Linked DNA regions of Homo sapiens: regions 2, 3, 4 and 5 are each linked to region 1. Evidence: read pairs that join two places in POLR2A ChIA-PET (ENCODE). Cell type or tissue: MCF 10A. All regions are shown on one strand. Each heading gives the region's core, and the rest is flanking DNA. Links, peaks and the distances in the headings are about the cores only. Region 1 has its middle 64 kb from the start of SLC2A1-DT. Region 2 overlaps SLC2A1 (solute carrier family 2 member 1). Region 3 overlaps SLC2A1 (solute carrier family 2 member 1). Region 4 has its middle 74 kb from the start of CFAP144. Region 5 overlaps SLC2A1-DT (SLC2A1 divergent transcript).

Evidence for each region. ChIA-PET counts read pairs that join two places held together with the same protein. Peaks named below come from ENCODE experiments on the same cell type or tissue, not always from the same donor. Only the 100,000 strongest peaks of a DNase experiment are listed, where the experiment ranks them.
Region 2: POLR2A ChIA-PET joins it to region 1 with 58 read pairs; 9 of 35 experiments call an interaction of 5 or more read pairs at or near these places.
Region 3: POLR2A ChIA-PET joins it to region 1 with 47 read pairs; 8 of 35 experiments call an interaction of 5 or more read pairs at or near these places.
Region 4: POLR2A ChIA-PET joins it to region 1 with 12 read pairs; 8 of 35 experiments call an interaction of 5 or more read pairs at or near these places.
Region 5: POLR2A ChIA-PET joins it to region 1 with 100 read pairs; 10 of 35 experiments call an interaction of 5 or more read pairs at or near these places.

The regions. Positions count from the first base shown.
Region 1 is chr1:43,019,284-43,025,983 of GRCh38, reverse strand. It overlaps the pseudogene LOC124904715. Among named protein-coding and RNA genes, the nearest start is that of SLC2A1-DT, 64 kb to the right of the region's middle. In MCF 10A, for the core only: no CTCF peak of the experiment used is centred there; DNase peaks (open chromatin) are centred at 3,903 and 4,263.
Region 2 is chr1:42,940,741-42,945,288 of GRCh38, reverse strand. It overlaps SLC2A1 (solute carrier family 2 member 1), which reads left to right. Exons shown (of 10, transcript NM_006516.4): 2 at 1,968-2,063. Among named protein-coding and RNA genes, the nearest start is that of SLC2A1, 16 kb to the left of the region's middle. RefSeq lists enhancers at 83-212, 643-692, 1,940-2,448, 4,033-4,182, 3,974-4,482 and 1 more. In MCF 10A, for the core only: no CTCF peak of the experiment used is centred there; DNase peaks (open chromatin) are centred at 1,878 and 3,398.
Region 3 is chr1:42,933,214-42,939,913 of GRCh38, reverse strand. The region is part of intron 2 of SLC2A1 (solute carrier family 2 member 1); the gene reads left to right. Among named protein-coding and RNA genes, the nearest start is that of SLC2A1, 22 kb to the left of the region's middle. RefSeq lists enhancers at 3,032-3,101, 4,476-5,268. In MCF 10A, for the core only: no CTCF peak of the experiment used is centred there; DNase peaks (open chromatin) are centred at 2,523 and 3,183.
Region 4 is chr1:43,070,701-43,077,400 of GRCh38, reverse strand. No RefSeq gene overlaps it. Among named protein-coding and RNA genes, the nearest start is that of CFAP144, 74 kb to the left of the region's middle. RefSeq lists a silencer at 3,465-3,514. In MCF 10A, for the core only: CTCF peaks have their summits at 2,753, 2,953 and 3,574 (motif pointing right); a DNase peak (open chromatin) is centred at 3,590.
Region 5 is chr1:42,962,383-42,969,082 of GRCh38, reverse strand. All of the region lies in intron 1 of SLC2A1-DT (SLC2A1 divergent transcript), which reads right to left. Among named protein-coding and RNA genes, the nearest start is that of SLC2A1-DT, 6.7 kb to the right of the region's middle. RefSeq lists a silencer at 6,111-6,405. In MCF 10A, for the core only: no CTCF peak of the experiment used is centred there; a DNase peak (open chromatin) is centred at 1,802.

The sequences.
Region 1 (6,700 bases), core at 1,590-5,589:
CGGGTTATACCACTCCGAGCAAGTCACTTACCCTCCTGCAATCTTAACTTCTTCATCTGAGACAGGGTATGACAGTGCCACTTTCTCATAAAATTACTGTGAGGACAGAATGGGGAAATGTATGTGAAGGCACAGAGTGGACGCCTGATGAGCACCCAGCAGATGCAAGTCACCACTTAAGAAAACTAACAAAAATTATAAGGGGATGGGACACACAGAAACCCAGATGGGGAGAGCATGGAATAAGAGGCGTGGTGGCAGGTGTTGACGGTGGCAGAGTCTCCACATCAGAGGAGGCTTAGTTTGCACAAGTACCCCCTTGGCATTCAGGAAAAGCTTTTCAGTAGAAGGGACGTTTTGAGCTAAAACATGAAAGAAGGCTGAGAGGCTGGCTGTGGTGGTTCACTCCTCTAATCCCAGCACTTCAGGAGGCTGAGACAGGAGGATCGCTTGAGCCCATGAGTTCGGGAACTGCCTGAACAACAAAGTGAGACCCCGTCAAAAAATTAGAAAATTAACCAAGCGTAGTGTTGTGTGCCTGTGGCCCCAGCTGCTTGGGAGGCTGAGGTGGGAGGATCGCTGGAGCCCAGGAGATCGAGGCTGCAGTGAGCCATATTCACACCACTGCACTCCAGCTGAGACCCTGTCTCAAAAAAACAAGAAGACTGAGGAAGTCGTGGAGTTGGGGGCAAAGTTGCTGTAAACCAAAGGATGAGAAACAGACAGGCTGCTGGGCTAACTGGAGAAAGAAAATGGCTCAGGTGACCACACAAATCGATTCACTCATTCTCCCATTGGTCATCAGTCACCTCCCACAGCATCACCGTGGACCCTGCTGACAGCCAGAACCACTCCAGCTCTAAAACTCTAACTCCCACACCTCGCCAGCTGCCCACAGCCTCTCCTCTTCCCACTCACCAACTGCATGAATCCCTCCGCTTGTGCTCTCTGACGACACAGGCCCCTCCAGCCACTGGCCCTCTACTTTCTTCCAGCCCATCACCCTCTTCTTCCTCATGTCCTTCCTTATCACAGCTCAGCGTGGAGGTGCAGTGTCTCAGTAACGGTCTTTTCAATGCTATGAGTTCTCTTCCCTGTGTCTTCATCTCACTGGTCAAGCAAACTCCCCCCCTTCTGCATCCTCCCATGCCTGTCCCTGGCAAGCCAAATGCTGCTGAGACAGTCCCACCACAGCCAGAGGCTTCCCCATAGCTCCAGGACCCTCACTTCGAATGGGCCTTGGACACTGCTCAGTAATCAACCACTATCCATTGGCATCTTAAAAAACTTCACCACTCCTCAAACCTGTACCCCTCTGCCGTTATTCTTAGAGATGACACCACCTTCTACTTAACAGAGAAAGAAGATGCCACCCCTTGTCTTCTCCCATTGACACACACACACACACGCACACACACCTGCGTGCACACACATGCATGTGAACACATACACATGCAGACATTCAGAGACATGCACACACCCCTACATCTACCCTCTTCTCTTTTCCTCTGTTTCAACATGGAAGCTGTCGCTCTCATCTAAAGCCAACCCTCCACCTGGATTCTGGTGCCCTCCCTTTCCCTTTCCTCAGGAACCTATGTTTCTTATTATCCCTTCTTCTCTTGGATTTTCTGTCTCTACTTCTAGATAAGATCCTTTCAGCTAGCCTTTATACACAGTCAAATTACATTTTTTTTTTTTTTGAAATGGAGTCTTACTCTGTTGCCCAGGCTGGCGTGCAATGGTGCGATCTCAGCTCACTGCAACCTCCGCCTCCGGGGTTCAAGCAATTCTCCTGCCTCAGCCTCCCGGGTAGCTGGGATTACAGGTACCCACCACCATGCCTGGCTAATTTTTGCATTTTTAGTAGAGATGGGGTTTTGCCATATTGGCAAGGCTGGTCTTGAACTCCTAACCTCAGGTGATCTGCCCGCCTCAGCCTCCCAAAGTGCTGGCATTACAGGCATGGGCCACCGTGCCCAGCCCAAATCACCTTCTTAACCAAAAACAAATGCCACCTCTGTCGCCTTCTCATCTCCCTCAGCAACCACTCACTCTCTGTTTCTCATCTCCACTGCAGAGGCAGGGGCCGTCTGCACTGTCTCCATGTCCTTACCTCCCACTCGTCTTTTCTGACAGCTCTAGGGAGGCAAAAGTGATGTACAATGAACTGCACATACTGAAAGTGTACTATTTGATGAGTTTTGCCATATGTATACACCTGGGAAACCCTCACTATAATAAAGGTAATGAACATCTCCATCACTCACAAATGTCCTTGTTCCCATGTACAAGCTTCTTGCTCCATCACTCACTAAAAATACCCTTGATAAAGGTACCAGTGGTGTGCTTGCTTCAGTAGCACATACATTGAAATTGGAATGATACAGCTGCTCAAGGATGACACACAAATTTGTGATGTGTTCCATATTTTTAAAATGTCTTTATTTTAAAATGGTACCAGTGGGCTACCTCTCACCAAACCTGATGGGAAATGGTCATTGTCTCTCAGATGTCTCAGAAATATCCTAAATTCAATCTGTTCAAAACCAGACTGATAGGCTTATCCCCAAACCTACTTCTGCTCCAGTAGTACCACCAGGAATTGTTCCTGACACACTTAGGCAATGCTGCACAAAGCGCCTTCCACTTCACCTACACAGCTGCCTCCATCCCCTCCTCTCCATCTCCATCATCACCACCTTAGCCTCAAACTCCTTAATCACTCATCTGCAGCATAGCAGTGGTCTCCTAACAGCTAACTGTATTATGTTGGTGCACACACTTCACCTCCAAGCTGCAGCCAGAGGGATCTATTTGGAAGGCAAGTATGATCATGTAATCCTCACCCGCATTTATTATAAAATATGGACTAAGACTGAAATCCATAGCATGGCCTATAGGGCTTGTGAGGTCTGGCCTCTCCTCTCCTCTCCAGCCCTCCCTTACCCCATCCCCACCTTGCTCTCTGGGCTCTTACCACACTGGCCTCTTTTCAGTCCCTTTAACTAACTAGGATTCCCCATCACAGGGCTTGGCACATGTTGTTCCTCATCCTGAATGCTTTCCCATTCATGCTTCAGACCTTGGCTCAATTATCACTGCCTCAGAGAAGCCCTTCCTGACTTCACTAAGTGAGTTGAACGTCTTGTCCCATCTTCACTTAGCACTTAGCACCTCACCTTTGTAGTGGGTGCCACAGCTGTGATTTGATTATCTGTGTGCCTATCTGTTTCACTCACAATTCACTTCCTTTACTAAATTCCTAGGGAAGAGACAGGGTATGTCTTTCTTTGCTCACCATAGTAGCCTCAATGCCTGACCTAGTTGACCTAGTCCCTAGCATTAACAATAAATATGTGTGAAATGAATGAGCATACAGTGAGTACCTACTGTGTGCCACGCTCTTCTGCATATTCAGTTGCATTTACTCCTACCGCCAGCCTTTCCAGTTGGGTATTTTGTTCTTTATAAATGAGATGATCAAGGCTCAGGGAAGCTGAGAAACCTACGCATGGTCACACAGCTGGAAGTGACTGAGCCTGAGTCCTTGTCAGCTACCAGCTTCCTGGAAGGGGTGAGGGAGCATCTTCATATCCACTCCCATGCTCCATGGGTCTGTGCATAGGAGGTGCTTTACAGCATTACCTCAGTTCGCCCCCAGAATCGGCTTGTGATGTGGGTGCTCCAACCTTTTCCAAATGCAGTCATCTCATTGAATTACAGAAAGATTATGTGAGCAGCCTACAGTTACTCAGCAAAATTGCAGAGCTGGCCTTGTAATACAGAGTATCTGGGATGTTTTCACCGCACTGGGCACGATAGAACAGGCAGGTGAAATCAGCATGGAGGAATCGTTAACTCCCAAACAAAGGTCTGAGCTGGGTGCTGAACCTCCCCTCCGGTCACACTCACCACTCTGAGTCATCTGGGCTTTGGAAAATGCTCTTTCTTGGAGCTGCTCTGTTGGTGCATGACCCTGGCATTGGAGAGTGTCCAACCAAAGGGGAAGCAAGGGTGGGAGCCATGCTACATCCTGGTGCCAACTCAAGGAGGCTCATGTCAAGAAGGGAGGTGGCAGCGTGTCCCTGCAGCTGACCTTCCACCTCAGCTTAAAAATAAATTCTGGTTTTGGGGTGGCTTTTCCACCGAGTCTGTGTCAGCCATCATCTTCCCTCTGGGCACAGTGTGGAAGCACGGGGTGGGTGCGGCCCAGGAGGACGGTGCCAGGTGTCTGCAGGCCCTGGGCAGGATCAGCCAGTATCCAGCTGGACTAGAACCAAGAGCCCTTGGGCGCTGGAGCTGCTTGGGCCTGTGCCTCCCTGCCTGCCTTTCTTGTGAGATGGGAGAGGCTCATCAGCTGCGGTGGCTTATGGTAATAGTGGGGTTCCTAGGAAGACTTCTCTAGGCTGGCCAAGTGAAGACCACCATCTGACTGGTGGGATGGGCAGTCTGCCCACCTGCCTCCCTGTGGTGGATCCATTGGAGACCCCATGCTTTCCTCTGCAGGCCCACGGCTCATGCCTTCCTTCTAGGTATAACTGAATAGAGCAGTGTTTCTCAAATTATCTACAATCGATCTCAGACCCATCTTTTCAGGTCACACCCCTTGCATGTTGTGGCAATTCCAAATTACTATAAAACATTTCTAATTTTTTACTCAGGATTTTGGTACTTAGCTCACTGTGGTCTAGGAACAAGGAGTTAGCTGATTTGCATGGTCCACGGACCACACTTTGAGGACCACTGGAATCGAGGACCAATTGTCGGCTAAGATCTTGGGGGCGTGAGTGAGGGGACCCAGAAATGAGAAAGACCCTGTCTGTTGCCCTGGAGGAGCACAGGCTCTAGAGAAAGAGACCTGAATTCAATCCTGCCTTTTCACCTGCTAATAATGTTTGGCAGGTACTTCCTTTTGTTGTGCCTCAGTTTCTTTATCTGGAAAACAAGGATACCTATTATAGAAAGTAGCTATTGTTTCTTTCTTCTCATTGTCTGGACAAAGATATATAGCATCTGATTTTCCTTTACATTTGGGTAGATTGACCCCTTCCCATGGCTTCAGGGATGGGGATATAACCTAAGTGTGGCCAGTTAGCAAATCTGATCTCCCTGGTTTATGATTGGTCCAGAATTGTGCACACACCCAAGCTGATGCACTGAAGGTCTGTCATGGACCCCTCGCTGGATGTGTTGAAGAAAAGATGCTGTTTTTCTGCTGGGGTTGCTAAGTACAAGGATCATCTTTCTGAAAACAAAGTCAGTACAGAAGAAAGCCAAGCCAAAAGATGGAGAAAAAGGCTCCTTGAAACAGTGTTTGAGTGCCTGGTTCCAGACAAGCCTAAAGCTACACTGATTCATGGAACTTTCAATTAGGTGCTATACATCTTTTTAATTTTTTCCTAAGTTGGTTTGAGTTTAATTTTGTTACCCACAACCAAAGAATTTTTTTTTGTTTTTGTTTTTGTTGTTTTTTGAGATGGAGTCTTGCTTTGTCACCTAGGCTGGAGTGCAGTGGTATGATCTCGGCTCACTGCAACCTCCACCTCCCAGGTTCAAGAGATTCTCCTGCCTCAGCCCCCTGAGCAGCTGGGATTACAGGCACCCGCCACCACGCCCAGCTAATTTTTGTATTTTTAGTAGAGATTGGGCTTCATCATGTTGGCCAGGCTGGCCTTGAACTCCTGACCTCAAGTGATCTGCCCACTTTGGGCTCCCGAAGTGCTGGGATTACAGGCATGAGCCACTGTGCCCGGCCAAGAAATTTTAAAATACCAATCATGAGATGAAGTAATATATGAAAAGGGCTCACCACAGTGTCTGACACAGATTAAACACCCAATAAATGGAAACTATCATCATTATTCTCATCATCCAGTATCCATTGAGGTGTATTATATGCTGTGTACTGGGGATATGAAGATAAATCAGATATAATCTGTCCTTAAGAAGTTTCCAGTCTATGGGGAGGTATGAATCAAAGAGACCCAATTCTTGTAACAAACAGGGAAAAAGTCCATCAGGGTCAACAGAGCTGGACTAACCAAGGGTCATGTGGCTGCAGGAAGAGAAAGACACTGACGGGCTGGCGCAATGGCTCACACCTGTAATTCCAGCACTTTGGGAGGCCGAGGCAGGTGGATCACTTGAGCTCAGGAGTTTGAGACAAGCCTGGCCAACATGGTGAAACCCCGTCTCTACTAAAAATACAAAAATTAGCCGGGCGTGGTGGCACGTGCCTGTAGTCCCAGCTACGTGGGAAGCTGAGGCAGGAGAATTGCTTGAACCCAGGACACAGAGGTTGCAGTGAGCTGAGATTGTGCCACTGTACTCCAGCCTGGGCAACAGAGTGAGACTCCATCTCAATAAATAAATAATAAAATAAATAAAAATTGACTTTATTATAATTTTTAAGGAAGCTAAAGGCAAGAGAAATCCAACTGACTAATGCTCAGAAAAGATTTCCTGGTCTCTTCAGCACATAATGTTCCCTGCTAGTTTCACCCTTTTGATGCTTCCTAAATAAGACATGTCCTAGAGATGTTCATTCCTGCTGAGATGCACCATGCTCTTGGTATTCTGTCTTTCCCCTGCTCATTCACCCCACCCCTGCACCACACCCAATCATTTGCCAAATCCTGTTCATTCAAACCCTGCAATGGTCTTTCACAAGGCCGTCCCCTCCTGTCCATCTTCCCAC
Region 2 (4,548 bases), core at 1-4,000, 79 kb after region 1:
TGTATTCCATTATATCACTATGCCACGTTTTCTTAAATGATAGATTGATGTCACTGCATTGCTTGTTTTTTAATCTATTCTAATGTGTTCCAGAAAAATACAGTATATACTTTGCATCCCATGAGCAAATGCAGGTAATACCGCAGGCAGAAAGCCCAGCACGTGGCGGGCCTAGCAGTCGCTGTTTAGTGAGCCCTCCTGGTGATGCTTAGTGCCTTGCCACAGCCTCTGAATTAGTGTCCACCCTATGAATTAGGCTTGACCTGGTGTGTCGCTGGGGTCCCCCAGAAATTTGTCAGCTGCTCACTACCCACTCGGAACAACAGCTCTGGGCCTGAAGGCTCCCCAGAGAATTGAGAGAAGGGAGATTCTGGGGGCAGTGCCAGGACATACGGGGGGTGGGGGCTGTCTTTCTAGTTGGGCAATGCAGAGGATTTAGAGGGAATGGAGTCCCTGTGGTATGAGGGAAGCCCCAGCATGTGGAATAAATGTCCAGAGGCAGGCTAAGGGGTCAGGTAGACAGACTAATGGGAAGGAAGGATGCAGCGCACACACAGAGGGGGCTCTGAGCTGCACACTCCTCCTGGGCCGAAGCCTTCTTCCTCTTTCGCAGCCTCTGATGTGAGAGCCTTGGCTTTTGCAGTCGTTGCCCTGACTGACGCTTTCAGAGAATGAAAAGACCATACTGGGAATATGCCTGGTAACAGCTATGCCCAGGGCTATCTGTGATGATCTTGAAGTAAAGGCTGCTTCTGGGTTCTGTGGAAACCAAGGCCCAGAGACCCACAGCCAGGCCATGGCCAGCTCCACCCACTTCCAGGGCCCAGCTTGGTATAGTGTGCGTAGTGAATGCCAGTCGTTTCTTTGGCATGCCTCCCGCAGCCCTGTTCTCCCACAATCAGTTAAAGGCCTGCCTAATGTCACATTTCCTGACTTCCTCATTTTTATAGCTGAAAAGAGCACTTTTCTTCAGCAGGGCTGACACCCTGCTGGCCTCTCAGTCACCTGTGGCTAAGCAGGGCTCTTCACCTGCTGGCCTCTGCCCTTCCTGCTGCCTTAGGTCCTCGGCTTCCAATGGACAGAAGCAAACTGCTCTTTTTCTCTCCCATCCCTTTGCCCATTGGAAACACCTTAGCCCCACACTCTTACTCACCTTGTGCACTTTTCCAAAGTGCATTCCCGCCTAGCATGTCGTCTATGTCCATATAACCTTGGGAGGCTTATGGTTTGGGGATTATTGCCGTGAGGAGCACTGGGTAAGGAGTCCGGAGCCCTGAGCTCTGCTGCAGGCTCCTGAGTGATCTGGAACTTGCCTCACCCTCTCAGGGCTCAGTTTCCTGCCCTGTGAACAGCAGGAAGGGTAGGGCAAGGTGGGATCACATCTCCAATGTGACAAACGAAGCTGTTGCCATTTTGCTGACAAGCAAATGGAGGATAGGGGAGAGGTGGTACATGGGGGACTTAGCCTGCTGGAATTCACAGAGCAAACAGGCAGATGGGCTGGAATCAGAAGCCAGCGGCTTCAGCTCCAAATCCAGGGTGCTTCTCCTATCTATATCTGTGCTATTCCTACCAAGTAATTTGGGCCCCCTCGCATAGGAGGGCTGGTTCCTGGGCCTCCCAGTCAGAGAGTCTAGAACCACCAGACCCTAGGCATGGCTCCACCAGGGAAATGAGACCCCCAAGAATCCAAAGCCTCTCCCTCTCTGAGACCTGGCTACAGAGAGAGAAGATCATACTTCCCCTCTCTCCCCAGGAAATGGCCCGGCCAGCCCAGTATCTTGAAGTCAGCTAGGCTGGTTTGGGCACCTAAGGTCAGGAATTGGCCAAGTTTCCTGGGAGAAAGACTGGTGTGGTGCCAAGAGTCAGGCAAGATATCTGAACACAGAAACTTGCCAGTCCAGGCCCTGCCCTGTAGTAACCTGCTCCCAGACACGCCTATAACAGTGTGGTTTGTTTCTCCGCAGAAGCTGACGGGTCGCCTCATGCTGGCCGTGGGAGGAGCAGTGCTTGGCTCCCTGCAGTTTGGCTACAACACTGGAGTCATCAATGCCCCCCAGAAGGTGAGTACTGTGCCATCGTTGGCTTATGGACACCAGCCTGCTCTGTTGCACATCACACATGCCCACAGTCTCACGCCACCACCTGAATTAGAGTCATTTATATGAACGCACTGTACTGTCTGCCTCTCCAGCCAGTTTTCTGGCCCTGATCATGTCAGAGACTCTTCTCTTGCTTTGGAATCAGGGTGGCAGAATTCTAGAATCTCAGGTCCCACAGAATCCTGGGGTCTTGTATAGGCCCTCTTGACCAACCCCCCACCCAACTCAGTCATTTAATAATATGTTTGATGATATAATAAACTCAAAGCAAAGCTCAATACAATAATGCTGCATTTCCGTGGCATTCTGGGGCTGCAGAGGGTTTTCATGGGCTTGTCTCACTTGATGCTCACTGCAGCACTGTCAGGAGGCAGCAGGCACCACTCCCAGCCTGCAGGTGTGGGAAACGGCCAGAGAGAGGAAACCCGCCCAATATCACCCAGCTAAGTCAGAGACAGAGCTGGTATCCAACACCTGCCTGCCAGGTGGTCCTTGAGCCTGCACTCATACCCATCCACAGGCAGCACACTTCCTTTATTTGTAGGTTGAAACCGCGTCCTCTCCCTGAAGGCCCTGTGGCAGTCAAAGCAGAAATGGCGTCTTGCCCTAGGGAGCCACAGGGGGTGAAGGTCTGTGCTGGCTTCCTCCTCCCTGCCGTGCATCCTAGATCTGTCCTCACTTGTTTACTTGAATGTCAGGATGGGAAGGGACCTAGACCATCTCCTCCAGCCCAGCCTACTTGCATTAAGGAGGAGAGAAGAGGAAAAGGGGGTAGGGGGTAGGAGGCAGGGACAGGAAAGGAAACTGAGCCCTTCCTCTGTACCAGGCATTTTGCTTGTGTTTATGAGATTGGGTGGTGATTTCCATTTTGTAGACCCGGAAACTGAGGCCCAGGCAGATGAAATGGCCGACAGGCCCAAGGTCACAAAGCTATTGAATGCTGGAGTCAGAAGCCAAGCTCTGTTGTTTCCATGGCCTCAGGTTGTCTTCCTAACCAGCTGCCTTGCCCGTTTAAAAATCTGTACCTTCCCAGAGAGGACCAAATGAGAGTGGGCAGTCCTCACGTCAGGACCACATTTCTTGTCCAGACGGATGGGGCTAGAAAGTGAGTGCAGTGACTCCCAAAGATCAGGGTCCTGTTTGGGGGAACCAGGTAGTGTCTAGAGTTAGCTGGGCTTCTTCCAAATAGGCAGACAGTGGCTATGGGGCCACGCCCGATGCTGAGGAGCAAGTCACCAGGAAGGCTTGGCCTGCTGAGTCATGCTCAGCTGCAGGGGAGGTGACAGGACTTTTCCAAGTTTGCTGGGCATGGAGACCGTGGGCCCATGCTTGGACCAGCCCCAAGCCCTGCATTTGCTAAGTGCTCTTGACAGCTCTTGCCAAAGTGTGTGCTTCAGAACTGGCTCCCTTTGGGAATCCTTACAGATGGAAAGTCTGTAAGACAGGCTGGGAGGAAACAGAGGGAGGTTGAGCTCTCCACTTGGTTGCACATTGGGGTTTCCAGAACGCCCCCAGATTCTGATTTAATTGGTCTGGGATGCTGTTTGGGCATTCAATTAAAAGCTTCCCAACCAATTCGAATGTGCAGCCAAGGTTGACAGCTACTGGATTTAATGATGTCTTGACTGTGATCTCATAGTGAGTTAATGACAGAACTAGGACTCTAAGGCCAGGACAGAGGAGGTGTTTTCCAGAAACAGAACAGGGTTGGGGTGAGCAGGGGGCCTTCAAAGCAAAATGCCCAGAAGACAGAAAGCCTGGCATTCAGTAAAGCGTGAGTAGTTTAGTGTGTCACTAGAGTGAACAGGAGGAGGGGAAAGGTTGGGGAGGTCAACAAGGTAAGGTAGGCAAGAGCCAGACCACAAAGGGCCTTGTGAGTATGGCACGGCACAGTCAGAAGGGGCGGATGGGCACCAGCACGGGGGCCCAGCTAGGGAGCATGGACTTCAGGATGAGGACAATAGGGACCCACTGCCCAGGGCAGACGTGATCAGACTTGCATTGTAGGGAAATGACTCAGGCGTCTGGTATGGAGGGGCGGACTTAAGAATGTGAGACTAGAGACGGGAAACCATCAAGAAAGTTGCCGTTGGACTAGTGACATAAAAGCAAACCCTCAGAGGAAGAATGGACAGGATTTGGTCATCAATTCCGTGCGAGGGCAACAGAGAAGGGTTTAAAAATGGTTTCTAGGTTTCTGGCATGGGTGATGTGTGGTTTGAAGAAGGAGCAGGTGTGCCAGGAGCTGAGAGGTGGCCGTGGGATGTGCAGGAATGGAGGCGTGGGGTGACACAGCTGGAGATGTGCAGGAGGCACCTGTATGTATGGGTCTGTTTCTTAGACCCAGGCTGGAGAAAAGTTGAGAATTAGTCACTGGTATCCACACAGTGGAGAAAGATCTTCTAGGGAGACTGTGGAATAAAAAGAGAAATGAAGATTAAGGCCG
Region 3 (6,700 bases), core at 98-4,097, 85 kb after region 1:
TGGCATGATCTTGGCTCACTGCAACCTCCGCTTCCTGGGTTCAAGTGGTTCTCGTGCCTCAGCTTTCCAAGTAGCTGGGCTACTGGTACAGGTGTGTACCACCACGCCCAGCTAATTTTTGTGTTTTTAGTAGAGATGGGGTTTCACCAGGTTGGTGAGGCTGGTCTCAAACTCCTGACCTCAGGCGATCCACCTGCCTTGGCCTCCCAAAGTGCTGGGATTACAGGTATGAGCCACCATGCCCAGCCAGGGACTGAGAGACTTCTGAAGATGTAGACAAATCTGAGATGAACTTCTGTGATCCCCGGGGCCTCCCATCTAATCAGAAATAGGCAAGAGGTTATAACTGTCATGGAATATGGGCAGAACCTCTGACCAGGGCATCACGGGGCTGGTCAGCAGCACAGAGGGCCCAGATGAGCCTGTAAACTGCATTCATAGGACCATGTATGGTCACCTGTCCAAAGGTCACTTCAGGAACCAGCCCCAGCAGACCGAAGCTGGAGATGTGAGTGGCCAGAACTGAGAACGCTGAAATCTAGCGGTGTTTCTTGGGCAAGCACCCAGACACTTGGTCTGTTGACTTTTGTACTTTACAAACACTTCTCACAAGGCTGGCTGTAGTTTTTCCAACCAGGAGCCAGATTAGAAGTGATACATGTAACATGTGAAGAGAGGACAGAAGGACCCAAGAAGAAGAAATGAAAGTGAGGCTCAGAGCCCATGTGTAGTAACAGGGCAGAGAGACTCCTGTGCCCGCGTAGGCTGAAGGCCTGCCCTAGGGCGACACAGAGATTCCATCTGGCCAACCCTTTCATTCAGCCAGGACTTCCTGAGCATCCACGCTGTGCCAGATGCGGTCCTAGACAGTAAGGAGAGAGAAGTATAGCTGTGAACACAGCAGGCACATGCTGGCCCTCAGGGAGCTGCCTGAGACACAGTCTGAGCCAGGCCCTGTCTCCACAGCAGTGGGAGAGACCCCTTGGAGAAAGCCAGAGTGTCACTAACAGAGGGCTTCAAGGTGCTGTGAGAGCAAACGGGGCAACTAATGCTGGGGCTGGGGTGACAGGGGAGATTAAAAAAAGGGCTTCACGAAGGACTTGGCAGCCATGCTCGACCTTGAAGGGTTAGTTGACCTCATAGGGCAGGAGGGGCAGGTGTCTGGGCAGTGAGAGGGGCTTCTGCAGAGGTGCAGGGGTGTGAAATGTTCTGCTGATGCGGAATTGCTAACTGCCTGCAGTGGGCACACTGACTTCCCTTGTCTGTTTAGAAGAACCTCTCTTAGGAAACAGCATTGGGTTGGCCACAGTTTGCCTACTCTTGAGAAGAGACTTTGCCCCACAAGTGGTGAGGATGCCAGAAGCTTGTTCTCTTCCATAAAACAGGCCCCAAAGGGCTTCCTCCTGGAAGTGGTTAATTAATCATACTACCTTATATGTTTACAAAGCACCACCCCATAAATTACCACCTCACAGCAACTCTACAAGGCAGGCGGGGCTGACATCTTCCCCTCTTCTAAATGAGGGAACTGAAGCCAGATGAGGTATCTGGAGAGTGAGAGGCTGAGCTAGAGGTGGGCTCCAGGCCTTGTGCCTCCCCAGCTCTGCACACTGCCCCTGCCCTGCTGTGAGTGTGACAGGACATTCCTGCCATGCATCCCCTCCTGGAGGAGGAGGACAGAGCAGAAGAGGTGAGCCCAGCCACAGAGGGAGCAGCTAAATGAACCAGGGAATCCTGACCATCATACTGGGCTCATCCGAGCACTGCCTTTCCCCTCCCCAAATGACTGAGCTGCCAGTAGAGATGACTGACGGCCACTGAGAAACCATGAAGTCCTGGCCCAAGGGACAGTGTCAGGCATGTCTGAGAATAAGGCATCCTCAGAATCCAGAGTTTGGGCCAGAAAGGCCTCAGTTGTTTGACAAACAACACTCCTTGTTTGACAAAGGAGGAACCTGGTCTGCAGAGGAGGTGAGGTCTGCCCAGGATGACCCAGCTTGGTGAGTGAAAGAGCTGGAGGCAACACCCGCCTCCCAACCCAAGCCCTGTGTCCCGTCAGGCTGAACTGGGCTTCGTGCTCTAGGCAGCCTCTCCTTCTCTCTCCTATATCCAAAGAGTTCTAGTCCTCTCTCCCCTTCACCCGTCACCACTACCATAAACCCTTACTGCTTACTTATAGCTTGCCCAGGCATTGTTATACATACTCTAGAAATAGTAATTCAGTTGTTCTTCAAAATAACCCCATTAGGCAGACACCATAATTTTCCCTGCTCTATAAGAAACTGGGGCACAGGAATGTTAAGCAATTAAAGCAAGGACACACAGCTAGTAAGTGGCAAGGCTGCAATGTAACTCCGGGGAGTCTGGCCCTAGTCTGTGCCCTTGACCATTGTGGAAGATGGACACAGTCCCAGATGGGCACCTAAACACCCTTTCACTCACCTACAACTGCCACCTAGCTGGCAGTGTGTGGTCTCACTTTGGAGCTGAGTCAAGCTCAGTCATGTACCAACATCTCAGGTTTCCCACACACAGTTGCACAATCTCTTACACCATCACACCCTGTCATATCACATCACCCCTCAAGCCCTTCAGTTAGATTCATGGCTTGTTGGTCATTTAGTGTCAACTCTGCACCTCCACCACCGTGCTGGGCACCAGCAACATGGATGCATCAGACAGACCATCTCCGTGCTGAGGTTTACTGTACAGGGAGCACACGGTACCTTACAGTTAGTCTTCTAAAGGCGATGATGGAAATGCGAGCAAGCACAGTGGGAGCAGGGAAGGAAGAGGGAGAGGGTGCTTCGCCCTTAGAGCAGGGTTTCTCAGCTTGGCACTGTGATGTTTCTGCTGGTGTTGTAGAGGCCTGTCCCATGCATTGGAGGATGTTTATCAGCATCCTTGGCTTCTGCCCTCTAGATACCAGTAGCCAGTGTGGCAACCAAAAATGTCTCTGGGCATTGGCAGATGTCCTATGGGGTACCAAAGCCGTCTCTGTTTGAGAACCAGTTGCAGTGGAGTGGGAGGGGTGGTTCTCGGGAGGAAGGCTTTCCAGAGGAGTATCTGTGCATGTTCTGAAAGGTGATTAGGCCCAAGCAAAGGTGTGAGGTGTCTAGGTCGTATGAGGGAGTCACTGCGTGTGCCTTGTGAGTCATAGTTGGGGTAGAGGAGACACTTTATTGCAAGAGCTGAGAAGGGCTTCGGGTGTGGCCACGGCAGTGGGATGATTCCTCTGTCTACCGGGAGGCCTGGCCTGGCCTGGCCTTGGTTTGGAGGCTAGCCATGTCAGGGCTGTTCCAGGGAAGCAGCCTGGGTGGTCCAGCCCTCTGCAGGGGGGTTGGGGCCCAGCTCTAGCCCCAACCTGGGCCTCTTCCCCCAGGCCCCAAAGTGAGGCCCCAGGGGACCCAGTGGGCAGGGTTATCTGTCCAGCCCCACCTGGAACATCTGGCTCCAATCTCCCAGCTCACCCTGGGGTGTGGCTGAGAGTTGCTGTGGAGATGAAGGCCCTGGGCTGAGAGCTTGTGGGAAGGGCAGTGTGGGGCCAGCCCCAACTGGAAGACAGGGGCAGGCAAGGAACAGGGGTGAAGGCCAGGCTGAGAGGCTAAGCCGGAGAAGCTGGCCCTTTCCTCCTTGTAACTGGCGCTGAAAGCTTGGCTGGCAGTTTAGCCCCTTCTTCCCCACAATAGCATCCCGTAGAGCACAGGGAGAGTTGAGACCGAGCCTAAACCTGGCCCAGGGATCCCTGCTGGGGATGACCTAACTGACCTAGTCCTCCTGGGGTAAAGGAATGTCTAGAGGGAAGGATGGTGAGACCAGCCAGAGGTTCCAAAACGCATACCCCTCCTGGCAGTGGTCTAGAATCCTAGATCAAGGGTTGGCAGGAGGGCCACATCCAGCCAGCAGCCTGTTTTTGTGCAACCCATGAGCTAACAATGGTTTTTACATTTTTACAAGGTTGAGAAAAAAAGAACAATGAGTGACAGAGGCCATATGTGGCTCACAGACCCTACCTAATGGATTCTAGCTAGCCTTTTACATAAAATGTTTACCCCAGTCCGGCTCTGGAGCACTTTGACTTGCATGCTCCCTACTTACAGGGAACTCACCACCTGTAAGGTGGGCAGCCTCATACCCTGAAGTCTATAAAGCTCTTCCTTCCCCTGAGCTGGAGTCTGGCCCTGGCACCTCTGCCCTCTGGGGCTACAGAGTGCTGGGTTCCTCTGCCAGGAGCAGCCGAGCAGGGTCTGGAGACTAGCTTTATTCCCTGAGGCAGGCCCGTAGTTCCTTCAGGTTCCTCCTTACTCTTACATTCTTAGGGTAATGATTTCTGGCAATTTCAAAATGGAAAACCTTGTCCCTAAGGCTCCTCCGAAAGTGGTGACTTCTTTTCTTGAGAGAGCAACAGTGACAGCAGTAACAGCTTACCCATGTGCCAGGCAGTGTTCGCCGCCTCATGCCCCTCTACAAAGGGGAAGTGAGAAGTTCCTTGGCAGATGGGCAGACATGTAGTCTCACCCACAGTTGCCTCGACTGGCGGGAGGTGGTGTGGGGATTCCCAGGTGTCCTTAGGCTTGGGCAGGCCTCCCCCTCACCCCAGGAGAGCCACCGGGTGAGGAATAGCTTCGCGTACCAGAAGCCATCCGGTTCAAAGGATCTCAGCTGCCCAGAGTCAACCTGCTTCTCCAGGGTGGTCTCCATGGTGGGTGTCCTCTAGGCTCAGTGAGGCACCTGGACAGAGATCTGTAGTAGCCCCTCAGCTCTAGGCTGGCCGACACCATGGCAGTCCCCCCAGGAACTAACCAGAACCGCTCCTCCCTCCTCAACACGCTTGCCGCCACCCAGACTCCACAGCTGGGTGAAGAGACTGGGCTGGGAAGGGAGCAGAGAAGCGGGTGGATGGCCGAGCCTGGCACATTTGGTGTGCAGGACTCCGACTGCATTCTGAGGGGTGGTTCACTGTGGGAAATGGGGTCTGACTTTGGTGGATAGGAAGAGTCGGGAGCAGAATCCAGATGAGACCCAGGGCAGGCTGCCTGGGTAGAGAAGTAGGACAGACTCGGAGGCAGAATCGAGAGGACCTGGTGATGGATGGATGTGGGGTGGTGGCAGCATCAAGTGTTTAAATCCTAAGCTTGGGACGGGCATGTGAGGTGGGAGCGTTCAGAACAGGCACGTGCCAGGTCTCACCTCACACATGACCCAGGGTTGCGGAGGCTGCTGGGAGCCGGCGGGATTGGGCCTGTGGGATCCTGTCAGGGCATAATAAGTAGACTCTTCTTTCCTGAGGTGCACCCAGACACTTCTAGGGAGGATGTGACCCCAGAGCTTTTCCCCATGTAGGGTTCTTCTCATTCTCCAGCATCCCCCTGCCTTTCCTGGGCCAAGAGTCAGCGTGGAACCCCATACGAATCCCCAGGGAGGAGAGGGCACAGAGCACCGGAACCAGCAGTAGGAATTGGAAAACCAGGCGTGGCTTCTTCCCAGAAATCTCAGGCATCAAGAGGCAGAAACCCACTCCCCAGCCTCAGCTTGGCCAGGAAGTGCTGCTGTGGGCTGGAGAGGATGGGTCTAGGCCAAGGTGAACATGCAGAGAGCTGGCTGCTCACCCTTCCTCCACCCCATAAAGTGGTCTGAGTAACAGAGCAGCTAGGCAGCGTCCAGGAGCCAGCCCTGGACAAGGTTGGGTCCCTTTGACTGTGTGACCACAGGCAGGAGACGTAACTCAGGGTGGAGCTCTGGTCACACCTCACTTACACACAGCCCTCTTGTCAGTTGCCCCAACATCTCAAGAGATCTTCAAGCTTATTTAGGTAGTTTCAAGCCTTACTTAGCACCTATTTACTCTTTCTTTGTATACAATTCAAACAAATTCCATTTGCTGACTTCTTGGCAAATTTCAAAAGAGGTGTGGAGAGTTGTACAAGACAAGCCTCTGAACCACAGAGGGTTGGGGGAATACCTTAGAACTATGGAATGCAGAAATTTAGCCATCAGGAGCCAGTCTGCACAGGGACAAACACCTCTCCTTGCCCCTGGAGAGAGCCCCAAGGGCAGACACCATTGCCCTGCAGCCCTGCTTGTAGGTCTGGTTGCTCAGGAGAGCAAAGTGAAATCTCTTCACATTTTCACCCCATAATGGGTCAGGAAAGATTGGACCCTCAGAAGGGCAAGCGCCATTTATCTGGACCGTTCCCATATCCACCCTCATTCAGAGCAGCCTGTTCTTGGTGGAGCCTGATAAACGGGGCATTACCGTTCCCAACCAGTCCTCCTCTGGGGTTAGTTTCGTCCACAGAAGAACACTTTGCATTTTGTTACTCTGTTTTTTGTCAAAATCTGCCTTCTGTCTGCCCCCAGCAGAATCAAGGGGTTCTAAGAGGAGAGCCTAACACCTTTGGTTCGATTCCTCCATTTCCTCACCAGGTATCCCTGGCACTGGCTCTGGGACAGACCATGGTGTGAATCAACTGTCTTCCTCAGGGAAGACAAACTCCTGGAGTCAGGGAAACCTGGATCTCGAAAGGTTTCAGCAATAAGGCCAGGGGTACCTTCCAGGCAGGAGTAGTAGCATCTCAAAGGCGTAGAGGGGTGGGAGATGGTGTGTAGTGAGTGCAAAGGTGTGGTAGGTAGGGAGATTGGATTGATACCTGGCAGGAGCCCCGATTTTGAGTTACGGGTTGAAGGCTTGGGGAGACTC
Region 4 (6,700 bases), core at 1,556-5,555, 51 kb before region 1:
GGGACGGGGCTCTCCATTGAACAAAAGGTGGGGGATCCTGGAGCAGGCGACATGAGCAAATCTAAGGAGGCACCTAAACTGGGTTTGACACAACCCACCCCTGGCATCACTCAGATCTGTTCATGTCCTCTTATGATATGTGGCTGTCATATCCATGTGGAAAAGGGGATACTGCTAGTCCATGGGATGCAACATTAATGCAGTTACTTAAATTATTACCTACAAATGGTTATAATCAAGGACCTATCAATGACAAGGCTAGTAATTAGTAGCTTAATCCACAATTGTCTAACGCCTAGAACTTTTTGAGCTCTAACATGACGCCACAAGAGGAGAATTTCACACCTGACCTCACATGATGGGTTGCATATATTATTTTAAATACTGTGTAAAATTACCTTAATAAGCTACTTATTACTAAGTAGCTATAGTAATAGAACATTATCATAAAAATTCCAGTGCTGCTTCTTGGTTGGCAAAGAAAGGAGGAATAAAAAATAGATTTAAAAAAGAACATTATGATAGAAATAAGGAATACAAAGACTATAGGACGGGCTGGCTTCTTCTGAGCATGTTGGAGAAATAATATGGCAAAGTCAGAGCTTTAAATTCTCAGCTGGCTACATAGGTAGAAAGCCAGAAAATATGACCAACTTGAGGGAATCCCTTATTTTTTGTAGTGCAAAGTCTAGATTTATGAAAACCAGAATCTGTTCCTGTGGTTGACTAAATTACATATAAATTAAATTCACAGCCTTGCTTTTTAAATATAAAGTTATATTGTTGATAGAAAAAGACAGATTCTGAGAATTGTAATAGGGGCATTTCGGTAGATTTAAACCCCCTTGAGCCCCCAAATTATACTAGTTCTCTTTTGCCATGAAAACCAGCCCTTCCTCTCATCTGAAGGTGTTAGCTGCCCCTTTCCAGAAGATTCTATAGTTATCTTTCTAGAGGTAATCACCTTGAAGAGGCATACTGATTCTTTTCAAAATCCATATGCATGATCCATCATTCCTTCCAGGCACATAATAATACTCAAATCACAGTAGATCCAAAGAGAAAGAAGGACTACCGGACTACAAAGTGTGACTCAAGAATAGGAACCAAATGGATGACTGAATAAAGAAAATGTGGTATATATACACAATGGAATACTATGCAGCCATAAAAAGAATGAAATTGGCCAGGCACGGTGGCTCACACCTGTAATCCCAGCACTTTGGGAGGCCGAGGCGGGCGGATTACAAGATCAGGAGATCGAGACCATCCTGGCTAACATGGTGAAACCCCATCTCTACTAAAAATACAAAAAGTTAGCCTGGCGTTGTGGTGGGCACCTGTAGTCCCAGCTACTCCGGAGGCTGAGGCAGGAGAATGGCGTGAACCCGGGAGGCGGAGCTTGCAGTGAGCCGAGATCCCACCACTGCACTCCAGCCTGGGCGACAGAGCGAGACTCTGTCTCAAATTAAAAAAAAAAAAAAAAAGAATGAAATCATGTCTTTTACAGCAAAACGGATGGAACTAGAGGCCATTATCCTAAGTGAAACAACTCCGAAACAGTCAAATAACACATGTTCTCACTTACAAGTGGGAGCTAAATAATGTGTACACATGGGCATAGAGTGTGGAATGATAGACATTGGGTGGAGGAGTGGGAGGAGGGTGGGGGATGAGAAATTACTTAATGGGTACAATGTACACTATTCAGGTGATGGATACACTAAAAGCCCAGATTTTGCCTACTCAAAATATCCATGTAACAAAACTACACTTGTACAACCTTAAATTTATACAAATTAACAAAGAATAGGGGGCCAGGCGCAGTGGCTCATGCCTGTAATCCCAGCACTTCAGGAGGCCGAGGCGGGTGGATCACCTGAGGTCAGGAGTTCGAGACCAGCTTGGCCAACATGGCGAAACCCCATCTCTACTAAAAATACAAAATTAGCTGGTGGGTGCCTGTAATCCCAGCTACTCGGGAGGTTGAGGCAGGAGAATTGCTTGAACCCAGGAGATGGAGGTTGTAGTGAGCCAAGATCGCGCCACTGCACTCCAGCCCGGGTGACAGAGCAAGATTCTATCTCAAAAAAAAAAAAAAAAAAAAAAAAGAAGAATAGATATCAAAAACACCAAAAGAACTGCAAGGTTTTGCCAGTATACATTTTGCAAGGCTATACTAGTAAAAGCCTGGGAAATATTTAGGGAAGTGGATTACAAGAGTGTTATACCAGAGAGAGAGAAAAATGTAATTTTTGATTGCACTGAATTCATTGATACAGATATGTTAGCTCAAGAAACTGATAGTGGCTATAACAGCTTACTGGGCTGGCTAACTGAAACTTGGACTTAATGGTGGCCTATATTACATTAAGGAGAAAGGCCAAAACATCCTTGGTACACTATAGAACAAGATATCCAAAGACAGAGAGCTAGGAATGTCAGTCAGTAGGGACCTCTAGAAGCAGAATGCATTTACCTGGTGGAGTTAACAATACAACTTCACTTTCTTCACTCAAAGCTATATCAACTGTCCAGCCCTCTATCAAACTCTAGCCTGCTAGGACCTAATAATTTCCCCATTTCATAGGAGATCATGCTGGCCTACTACACGATAAAATCATATTGATTGGACTAGGTGAGTATTACTTGATACCCTAGACACGCTGGTAAGACACATATATACCAGATGGTATGGAACAAATCCCAAACAAAAACTAAGGAATCTACCACCTTAGTGAAATTTCTTGCTTCCAGAGCTCTCTAGCACATCAAAATATCGTTTATAAGGTGAACATGAAAATATCCCTTGTAAGATTAAGGATAGTTGTTGCATCTGGCATCTCCCATCACAAAGAAAGAAGCATCACATTAGATTTTGGAGGCAACATGGATCTCATTTGGGCATGCCACTATGGCCTATTTACTGAGTGAGCCATAAGGGCTGCCACAATGGGGCAGTGTGGGATTCTGGAAAGTTTCCTGGTTTCAGACAGGTGGATGGCGGGGTCGGGGGAATCTTGAGCCTATTTTCTCATAAGTAAAATGAAAATAAATACCTTCCTTGGAAGGCTATGGTACTGTAAAATGAGGTAACAGGTGAAAAAGCCCTTTAAAGTACACATCTTCAGGTGTTGGCTGTACCACTCTGCCATTTGATGCTATGCCAATGACAAATTTTTTCGGCCCAGAGTAAAAATTATTCCCTAAGAATTGCCAAAAATCCTATTTTTTCTATTGAGTTGTATCATAGATACAGAAGAGCATATGAAACATTAATGGAGAGTTTAAAGAATAATTATGATGTAACACCCTTCTAACTAGCACTTGAGTCAGAAATAGAATATTGTCAAAGTGGCCACTAACCCTGCACTAGGGCACCCAGATAAGGAGCAAGTAGGGGCTGAAATATACCAAGCTTCTACCCAGAACTGTTGGGTGAAATATGCACCCACCACCACCCCCCGTCCCGACTCTAAAAGGACAAGCTGGGGTATTCTGAGCTCCTTCCTCCCACTTTTACTGTGGAGCAAGCAGATTGCTAGCTCTCCTCCCTTCCAGGACATATCACATATAGAACACCAGGGGGCGGCAACTCCCCACAGATGTTGGTACCTGGGACGACAACGGCTAAACCAAGGATGAAGCAGCTTGACTTTCTACTCTTTTTTTTCTCTTTTCCTCTTTTCCATGTCCCTCTACTGCTCTGCAGGCCTGCATCACACATCACAATGGCACAGTGCAAAGATTCATGGCTTTAGTAACAAGGAGAGCTACGTTTGAATCCCAACTCTACCACTCACTACCTTTGACCTTGAGCAAGTGACACCATCTCTCCAAGCCATGGTTTCCTTATCCGGAAACATAGAATACAAAAACAGTACCTACCCCATAGGATTGTTGGAATGATTAAGTGAGATAATGTGGGTAAACAGCAAAACATTGTCCAAATATTAGTTGTTTTTAGACATCATAATTAATCTAGGCCGGGCATGGTGGCCCAAGCCTGTAATCCTAGCATTTTGGGAGCCCAATGTGGGCGGATCACCTGAGGTCAGGAGTTCAAGACCAGCTTGGCCTACATGGTGAAACCCTGTCTCTATGAAAAATACAAAAATTAGCCAGGCGTAATGGTACATGCTTGTAATCCCAGCTACCTGGGAGGCTGAGGCAGAAGAATTGCTGGAACCCAGGAGGCAGAGACTGCAGTGAGCTGAGATCATGTCACTGCACTCCAGCCTGGGTGACAGAGCGAGACTCCGTCTCAAAAAAAATAATAATTAATCTAATTTGATTATCACCAATCCTGGCAGGCAAGGTAGGTAAACACGCTTCCCAAGTTTCAGATAAAGAAATTGACCTGCGGAATCATGATGATAATGTGGTTTCATTTCCTTTTTGTTGTTGTTGGGTTTTATTTTGAGATGGAGTTTCGCTCTGTTGCCCAGGCTGAAGTGCCGTGGTGTGATCTCAGCTCACTGCAGCCTCCGCCTCCTGGGTTCAAGTGATTATTTTGCCTCAGACTCCCGAGTAGCTGGGACTACAGACACGTGCCACCATGCCCAGCTCATTTTTGTATTTTAGAGATGGGGTTTCATCGTGTTGGCCAGGCTGGTCTTGAACTCCTGACCTAAGGTGATCCACCCACCTCAGCCTCCCAGAATACTAAGATTACAGGTGTGAGCCACCGTGCCCGGCATGGTTTCATTTTCTAAGACTCTCCCTCAACACTTTTGTCATCATGACAGCTTGCCTTGAGAGACTCATTGATAACCCTTTGGAGATATCTGGGATTCTGAGGCCCAAATACGTTATGTGTGCTGAAGGCCACATAACCAATCAGTGGACAAGTCAGAAGCCAAAGAGCCAGCTCACTGTGCTCCCAGTCCAGGGATGCAGCCACTTCGCCACCACCTCATGAATTTTGCTTGACTGCTTACTGTAGAATCCCATCTGTAAGTCTTATCTTCCTGCCTAGACTGTGAGCTAAAAGAGAAAAAAAAATTCTCAAGGAATATTTATTCTTATGGAAAAGCATTTATGCTATGTTACTAAATGAAACAAGGGATTTACAAAACACCTTGTGCAACATGATCCCAGTATGTATTTACGTATACTTGCAGAGGAAAAAAGTAGAAAGTCATGACACACAATGGTAAAAACATTTATCTCTGTGTGGTAGAATTACAGGTGATTTTTGTGTTTTTCTCTTACATTTTTGCACATGTTTCTAGGTTTCTCCCATGCACATGTTTTACTTCTATGATCAGAACTAATATCCGTGTGTGTGTGTGTGTGTGTGTATTACACTATTTCAATTGTCCATTTAGAAAATTACTACATTAAGAGTCAGAGATCTTGGGCTGCCTTCCCCCAATAATTTATCGTGACTTTGCACAAGCTTCTTAACCCTCTGAGCCTCAGTTTCTCCACTGGAAATATGAGAATATCACCCCTGTCATCCCATCCCCAGAAGGCTCCGAACCTCCCCTGTCTGGCTGCCACAAATCGTTCCCCCTTCTCCTCAGCCAAGCTGCTGAGCAGTCACAGGACACCTGCCTCTGTTTCCACTTCCCCATCCCATTAATTAATCCCTCATCTAGCCGCAGCTTGGGTTTTGTTCCCTCTTCTGCAAAGCAGATTCTACAGAGGTGGCCTCTTCAATGCCAAAGCCCATGGCCTCTGTGCTGCCTTTTCCTCCACCTCTACCTCCTCACCTGGCTGTTTCCCCAGACGGGGCTGTCTTGACTGCTCCCTCCTTGAAGCACATTCTTCCCTCACCTTCTCTGACCACTGCTTACCTTGGTTTCCTTAGCCCCTGTGGCTGCTGCTTCTCCCAAGGGTCTGGCTCAAAAGGGGTTCCCTGGGTTGCAGGGCACCTTTCCTCTCTCTTAGGCTGGTGCATGACCTCACCCAAACCAGCAACTTCCAGCACCACGAGCAATGAGTGACCTGAGCTTCCCAAATCTCTCCCGGGCCCCACCCCACTACCCTCAGGCTGTCAGAAGCTGAGCCCCATCTCTCCCCAGTCTCCTCCCCATCCCACCAATCCTCCTCTGAAAATGGTTTTTCAGGTGCTGGTCACCCAGGAACAAACTCAAGGCCACTCAGTGGAGGGGGTTCTGCCCACCTTCCTGCAGCCCTGCTGAGGACTCCAGCCAGTTAACCCAGGGGACAGCGTCATGGACCTCAGCGTGGCATCTCATCCACATGATTCTCGTGGACTCCCCACTGGTGTCCCTGTCCTCTCTCTGTCCCTCTGGGCTAGCCTTAAATACAGGCCTCACCACCAGGAGCATCACAGCTATTACTGAGCACTGACCAGTGTCAGGCATTGAGGGCTTTGCCTGTATTCTCCTTTATTCCTCAAGACAAACATGGAAGGGAAATACTATCATTATCTCCATTTCTTTTTTTTTTTTTCTTAATAGAGACAAGGCCTCACTACATTGTCCAGGCTGGTCTCAAACTCCTGGACTCAAGCTATTGTCCTGTCTCGGCCTCCCAAAGTGCTGGGATTATAGATGCAAGCCACCATGCATGGCCTATTACCTCCATTCCAATGATGAGAAAAGTGAGGTATGGAGCGTTTAATCTGCTCAGGGATGTGTGGTTATACAGTTACCAAAGTCTTAGAGCTGGGATTGGAATACAAGATAATCTGATTCGACTGCAGATCATGTGCCCTAAACCACTCAGC
Region 5 (6,700 bases), core at 1,599-5,598, 57 kb after region 1:
TAACAATCATTACTTTAAGGAAATAGGGAAGATAGGACTCTCAGCCACAAGACCAGGCCTCCGGGAACCAGTTAAAAGAAACACGCAGGACAGACTACTGCCTGAGCAGGAACCAGTTAAAAGAAACACGCAGGACAGACTACTGCCTGAGCAGTCTCTGTAAGTAAAGACTACACCAGCCACTTTACAATACCAGGTGTACAGGCTGGAATGTAAGCTCCATGAGGGGAGGGCTCTATAGCCAAACAGTCAAAGCCCTCCTTGATGTGGCTTCTGCCTCCCAGCCTCAGCCCCAAATGTTGGGTTGGGCACTGGCCAGGTTGTAATGTGCCATTCTAAAGCCTCCCCAGCTGTCACACCTATAAATCTAAGCCAGGGTTCCAGCCCACCAGGAAGATGGTATAACAAGTTCTAGAAGTGGCATTGGGCTTTCCAAGTACCTTCATCCCCACTGTCTCCTGTGATCATCCCATCAGGGTCCACCAGCCCAACTTTAGGGACATGGGAATGAGGGAGGCAAAGGGGTTAAGCAACCTGCCTGAGGGGTAGGTGAATAGAACTGGGACTTAAATTCAAGTCTGAGCCAACCGCGCTACTGGGAGAAGGATTGAATAACACTTGATCTTTATTATCGTAGTTTTAAAGATGAGGAAACTTTAAATGAGATACCTAGAGTAGTCAAATTCACAGAGAAAGTAGAACGGAGGTTGCCAGGGATTAGGGGTAACAGGGAATGGGGAATTATTATTTAGTGGGTTCAGATGGATGATGGCAATGGTTGCACAACAGTGTGAATGCACTTAATGACACTGAACTGTAATCTTAAAATAGGTAAAATGGTAAAATTTATGTCATGTAGTTTAATTTTAAGTGAGGAAACTGAGGTCTAACAGGATAAAGGTGTAGAGCAGATTTTTTTTTTTCTGGGATGGAGTCTTGCTCTGTCACCCAGGCTGGAGTGCAGTGGCACGATCTCGGCTCACTGCAACCTCTGCCTCCCGGGTTCAAGCAATTCTCCTGCCTCAGCCTCCCGAGTAGCTGGGATTACAGGCGCCTGCCACTGCGCCTGGCTAATTTTTGTATTTTTAGTAGAGATGGGGTTTCACCATGTTGGCCAGGCTGGTCTCCAACTCCTGACCTTGTGATCCACCCGCCTTGGCCTCCCAAAGTGCTGGGATTACAGGCATGAGCCACCACGCCCGGCCTTAGACTAGATTTTATACAAAGTCTGGGGACAAACCAGGTTCAATTATTAGCTCGGCCACTTGCTGACCTACTCAACCCTGGGCAAATCACTCTGAAACTGTGCTTCAGTTTCCTCCTTTGAGAAACAGGATAAAAAACAGTAAATCTAGAATTCGTTATGAGAATTAAATGAGATATTAATAACTCCATACCAATCACTTACCTGGCACATAGTAAATTAGCAACACATACAACATTATTATGACAAGGTTTCTCAACCCAGAGCAAGAACAGCCTTTCAGACGCTTGAAGAGTCTTGGCGCTTATCTGTTGCAACCCCTTTGTTACAAAGCTGAAGAGACTGAGGGACAATGACTTGCCCGAAGTCACCCAGCCAACTTGTAACAGAGCCCAGAGTTGAACCAAACCACTCTTCTCTGAGTCCAGAGATCCCCAGCTCCAGCCAGCTCACACTGCTTTCCCTTTTTAAAGAAATGAACTGCGGTGGATTTGAGGCATGAATTTCAAGCCTCAATGTGGAAAGCAGGGGCTCCTGTGGCTCTCAACCGATTCTCTCTCCCTCTTGCAAAGCATGAGTCAGCTCCAGTATAATGTGTGAGTCAGCCAGCTCCTCCGTGATGAATGTGCATATGACTGCCAGGTGGCATCCAGGTGGGAGCTGGGCGGGGCAAGCGGGCACAGCTAGACACCGGCTGCTCTGTCTGGGCATAAGCTGTGTGCTTTCTTTCAGATCCAAATTGCTGCATGGTGGTATCTATAAGTCAGGAGGCCCAGGTTTTACACCTTCAATTTGCTTCCAAATTCCTTCTTCACTGTGATCTCAAGCAAGTGGCTTAATTTCTCTGTGCCTCAGTTTTCACAACTGTGGATACATGAATAATTCTAGTCTTGCCTGCAGCATAAGGTGTGGGGAGGACCCAAGGAATGACATGTGGGAAGGAGTTTTGCAGAGTTACAAAGTTATATCAAAGCCAGGTACAGTGGTGCTGGCCTGTTGTCCCAGCTACTTGGGAGGCTGAGGCAGGAGGATTGCTTGAGCTCAGGAGTTTGAGGCCAGCCTGGGCAACATAGCAAGACCCTACCTCTAAAAAGAAAAAAAAAAAAAGAAAGAAAAAGTTATATCGGCATGAAAGGCATTGTTTTTCCACTTCTCTGGAGAAATATGATTCTAAGAATAAAACAAAACTGTGCCAGGCTATTTGTTTTTCCCATCAGTCCTTGGGCTTCTCAGGATCCTTCTGGTCTCCTTGCTGTTCCCCCAGCCTCAGGGTGCCAGGTTACTTCCTCAGACTCAACACTTGTGGAGGGCTTACTGTGCACCAGGCCCAGGGCCAAGCCATTGAATCCTCCCCAGAGATCTCCAAGGTCAACATCATTCTGGGTCTTAAAAAAAAAAAAGAGGGCCGGGCGCGGTGGCTCACACCTGTAATCCCAGCACTTTGGGAGACCGAGGCGGGTGGATCACTTGAGGTCAGGAGTTCAAGACCAGCCTGGCCAAACATGGTAAAACCCTGTCTCTACTAAAAATACAAAAAAATTAGGTGGACGTGGTGGTGGGCGCCTGTAATCACAGCTACTCAGGAGGCTGAGGCAGGAGAATCGCTTGAACCCGGGAGACAGAGGTTTTAGTGAGCCGAGATTGTGCCAGTGCACTCCAGCCTGGGCAAAAAGAGTGAGACTCCGTCTCAAAAAAAAAAAAAAGATTATTATGGGCCTTATTTTACAGAGAGAAAACTGAGGCTCACTGGTAATAAGGAACTCGCCAATCACAAGGTGGAGCTGGGCCATGAAGCCAGACTTTTGGAACGTTCCAGAGTTCTGCCCACCCCACGGGGAAGAAAAGCTCCTCGGGGAGGCATCATCAGGTCCTCTTCTTCCAACCTCACAGACCTCCAGAAAACAATACGTGGAAATTGAGAGGGGAAGACCCCTGCAACCCTGAAGAAAATCAGGCTTTGAGAATGTAAAAAAATGGAAATAATAATAGTTACCACGTTTCAAGTATTTACTGTAGGATAGTCACCTGATACACGTTTCCTTACTTCATATTCACAATAATTCTTAGAGGTGAGTACTGCTATTATCCCCATCTTACAGTTGGGGAAACTGAGATTCAGGTGAGGTAACATGCCCAAAGACACATAGCTAGCAGGTCTGTTTCCAAAACCTGTGGTCCACCCACCAAATACCACTGTCAGCCTCCTCCTTCATTCATTCTTTGATTAATTCATTTATTAAACATTTATAGCTTCTTTCTTGTGCCAAATAACTTGCTGGACAGAGGCAAGACAGGAATACCTGAGCCCCAGCCCTAGAGGAGGTCATTATCTCAGAGGAAGATAAGGCTCAAATAATTGTAATCTAAGCGATAAGAGCCAGGCAAAGCAAACTGCTTGTACTGTTGCTGGATCAGAGCAGGCAGTGCCAGTTGGAGTTTTTGTTGTTTTTATTGCTTTCTTTAAAGGCAGAGAATCTGGCAGCATTTGATTTAAAACAAGTTTCTCTAGAGTCAAGTCATCCATTTATTATTATTTTTTATTTTTATTAAAAAAAAATTTTTTTTGAGACGGAGTCTTGCTCTGTTGCCCAGGCTGGAGTACAGTGGTGCAATCTCAACTCACTGCAACCTCCGTCTCCTGGGTTCAATAGGTTGTTCTGCCTCAGCCTCCCAAGTAGCTGGGATTACAGGTGCACACCACCACGCCTGGCTAATTTTTGTATTTTTAGGAAAGATGGGGTTTCATCATGTTGGTCAGGCTGGTCTCGAATGCCTGACCTCATGATCCCCCTGCCTTGGCCTCCCAAAGTGCTGGGATTACAGGTGTGAGCCACTGCGCCTGGCCTATTTATTTATTTTTAGAGATGGGGTCTCACCATGTTGCCCAGGCTGGACTTGAACTTTTGAGCTCAAGCAATCCTCCTGCCTCAGCCTCTTTAGTAGCTGGGACTATAGGCACGCACCACCACACCTGACTCCATTTATTTTTTCAATCCAGGTGCTGGAACTCACACTACCTGTGTGATTTTGGGCAAATTACTTCCCTGAGCCTCAGTTTTCTCCTTTAGAAAACAGAGAGAAAAAGGCCAGGCGCAGTGGCTCACGCCTATAATCCCAGCACTTTGGAAGGCCAAGGCGGGCGGATCACGAGGTCAAGAGATCGAGACCACCCTGGCCAACATCATGAAACCCCGTTTCTACTAAAAATACAAAAATTAGCTGGGCGTGGTGGTGCGCACCTGTAATCCCAGCTACTTGGGAGGCTGGGGCAGAAGAATCTATTGAACCCGGAAGTCGGAGGTTACAGCGAGCCGAGATTGCGCCACTGCACTCCAGCCTGGCAACAGTGAGACTCCATCTCAAAAAAAGAAAAAAAAAAGAAAATAGAGAAATACTTATTTCATAGAGTTGCTGTTGGAATTAAATTAACTGAAATGTTGTATTCCTTCATTCAACAAAAATGTAGGAGACCCAGTGTGAGGCAGGTGCTGTTTTTGGTGCTGGGGACACTGGAAGAAGCAGATGGAGACACTCCCTTGGAATTACAGAAATATTTTAAGTAAAAAAAAAAAAAAAAAAAAATTCAATTTGGTTAATTGAAGCAAAATATGCATTCAGAAGAGTACGAAAATCAGAAATGTACACACCTCAATGCATTTTCACAAACTAAACACACCCGCAACCAGCACCCTGATGAGGAAACAACATTACCAACACGGTCAGAAACAGGGTGTCACAAGAAAGGCACTCACCTCCCCTGTAAAATTTAAGCAGGGGTGGAGGGGGGTAGAGGGGGGCGGCGGACTCTGTCATCAGGATAAATAATATTTTTAATGCAGTATTTTTGAAAAACCAGAATTAATGCAAAAAATCCATGATGACAAAATATCAAAATTTTAAATAAAAACAGGATTAGTAACATGCTGTGCTGAGTCATATTAAAGCTCGAGGCAAAAGGAAAAAACATCAGTACTGCTGATCTGGTCTCCACCTGCCTCACCCTGATTACCAGCACCCGCCCCCAGAGTCGCGACCCTCCCTTCCAAGGGTAACTACTGTTACCCCGGAGATAAGTTTTGCCTGTTTTTAAACTTTATACACATGACATCACACTCTTTCGCACAGCTGCTATCACTCAATATGTCTGTGAGATTCAGCCACATTATTGCGTGCCATGGAAAGATGTTTGAACAAAGCAGTGATGTGGTCAGCTGTGCATTTTAAAGAGACCAGTGTGGTGGCAGGGAGGAGGATGAATGAATAGTGGTCCTAGCCTATGCTGGAGGAGGGACTGTCTGCATGGAGAGGGCAGGCAGAGTCCACGGGATGGGCAGGCAAAGTCCACGGGATTGACTGGATATGGGGAATGAGGGAGACAGAGAGGGGTCAGGGAAGATACCAGATCTCTGGCTAGGGCAATTTGGTGGCTAGAGGAGCCATTTCTAGGGTGGGGACAGGAAGGGATGGGCAAAGATAATGAGTTCAGGTTTGAGCATGGTGAGTGTGAGGGACCTGTGGGACATCCAGAGGGACATCCTGGAGGCAGCTGGACAGAAAAGCCTGGTAGTCAGGAGAGAAGGGAGGGGAGTATGTGCCTTCAATTCCCCCAGCATCAGCGAGCAGGTGGTAGCCCTGATAAGTGCATTTGCAGAGGGTCGGAGGGCATACAGAAGATAAAGAAGGGATGCCGAAAAGCTTTCTGAAAGCAGGTGGTTCAAGCAGATGTGCAAATCAGAATGAAAACATTAAACACACAAAACTGTCCTGCCTGGCCCATCAGACCTTCCTGGAATCCATCACTGTGTTTACCTGCAATCCAGGAGGATTTGAATTGCAAAACACCCTTTGGATTAGGGGGGCTTCCGTCCCAGCCCCTGCTATCCCCTCTTGTACCAATTGTAGCTGACTCAGCAAAACCTTTCCTCCTGGCTGCCAGGGACGCTTGCCTTTAAAGGCAACAGAGTCTTTTCCCAGCCCGCCTTACTCACTCCTAACTCTGGAGCTGCTAGGACCCGCCCTGCACGGCCCTGCCACCACCACCATCACCACCACCACCCCTCCCCCACCCACTTGCGTGCTCTGAGGCACACACTAGGCTCCAGCATCCGCCTGGCACCTGACACCTCCCTGCTAGCCAGTCCCAGAGAGCTCTTTTCCTCCAGACTAGCTGGGGCTGGAACTGCTTAGAATCGGACCCAGAAGAGGCCGAGTTCCGTCCAGGACTAAAGGCAGCCTCCAGGGAATAAAGCTGTCAGTGTGGGCGCAGACTAGGGAAGGGGCACTAGGTCGTTCAAGCTGAATGCTGGGGTTCCACAGCCTCCTCACACCCCCTTTAGTGCCTCAGGTAGAGTAGGCTTGTGGGGACACTGAGGTTTCCTCAGGTCCTTTCCCTGCTCAATAACTCTCCATGGCTCGCCACTACCCACTGCATAAAGCCCTAACTCCTATACCTGGCATTTGGGAGCCTCTGTGATTCCACTTCTTCAGTCTCTTCTC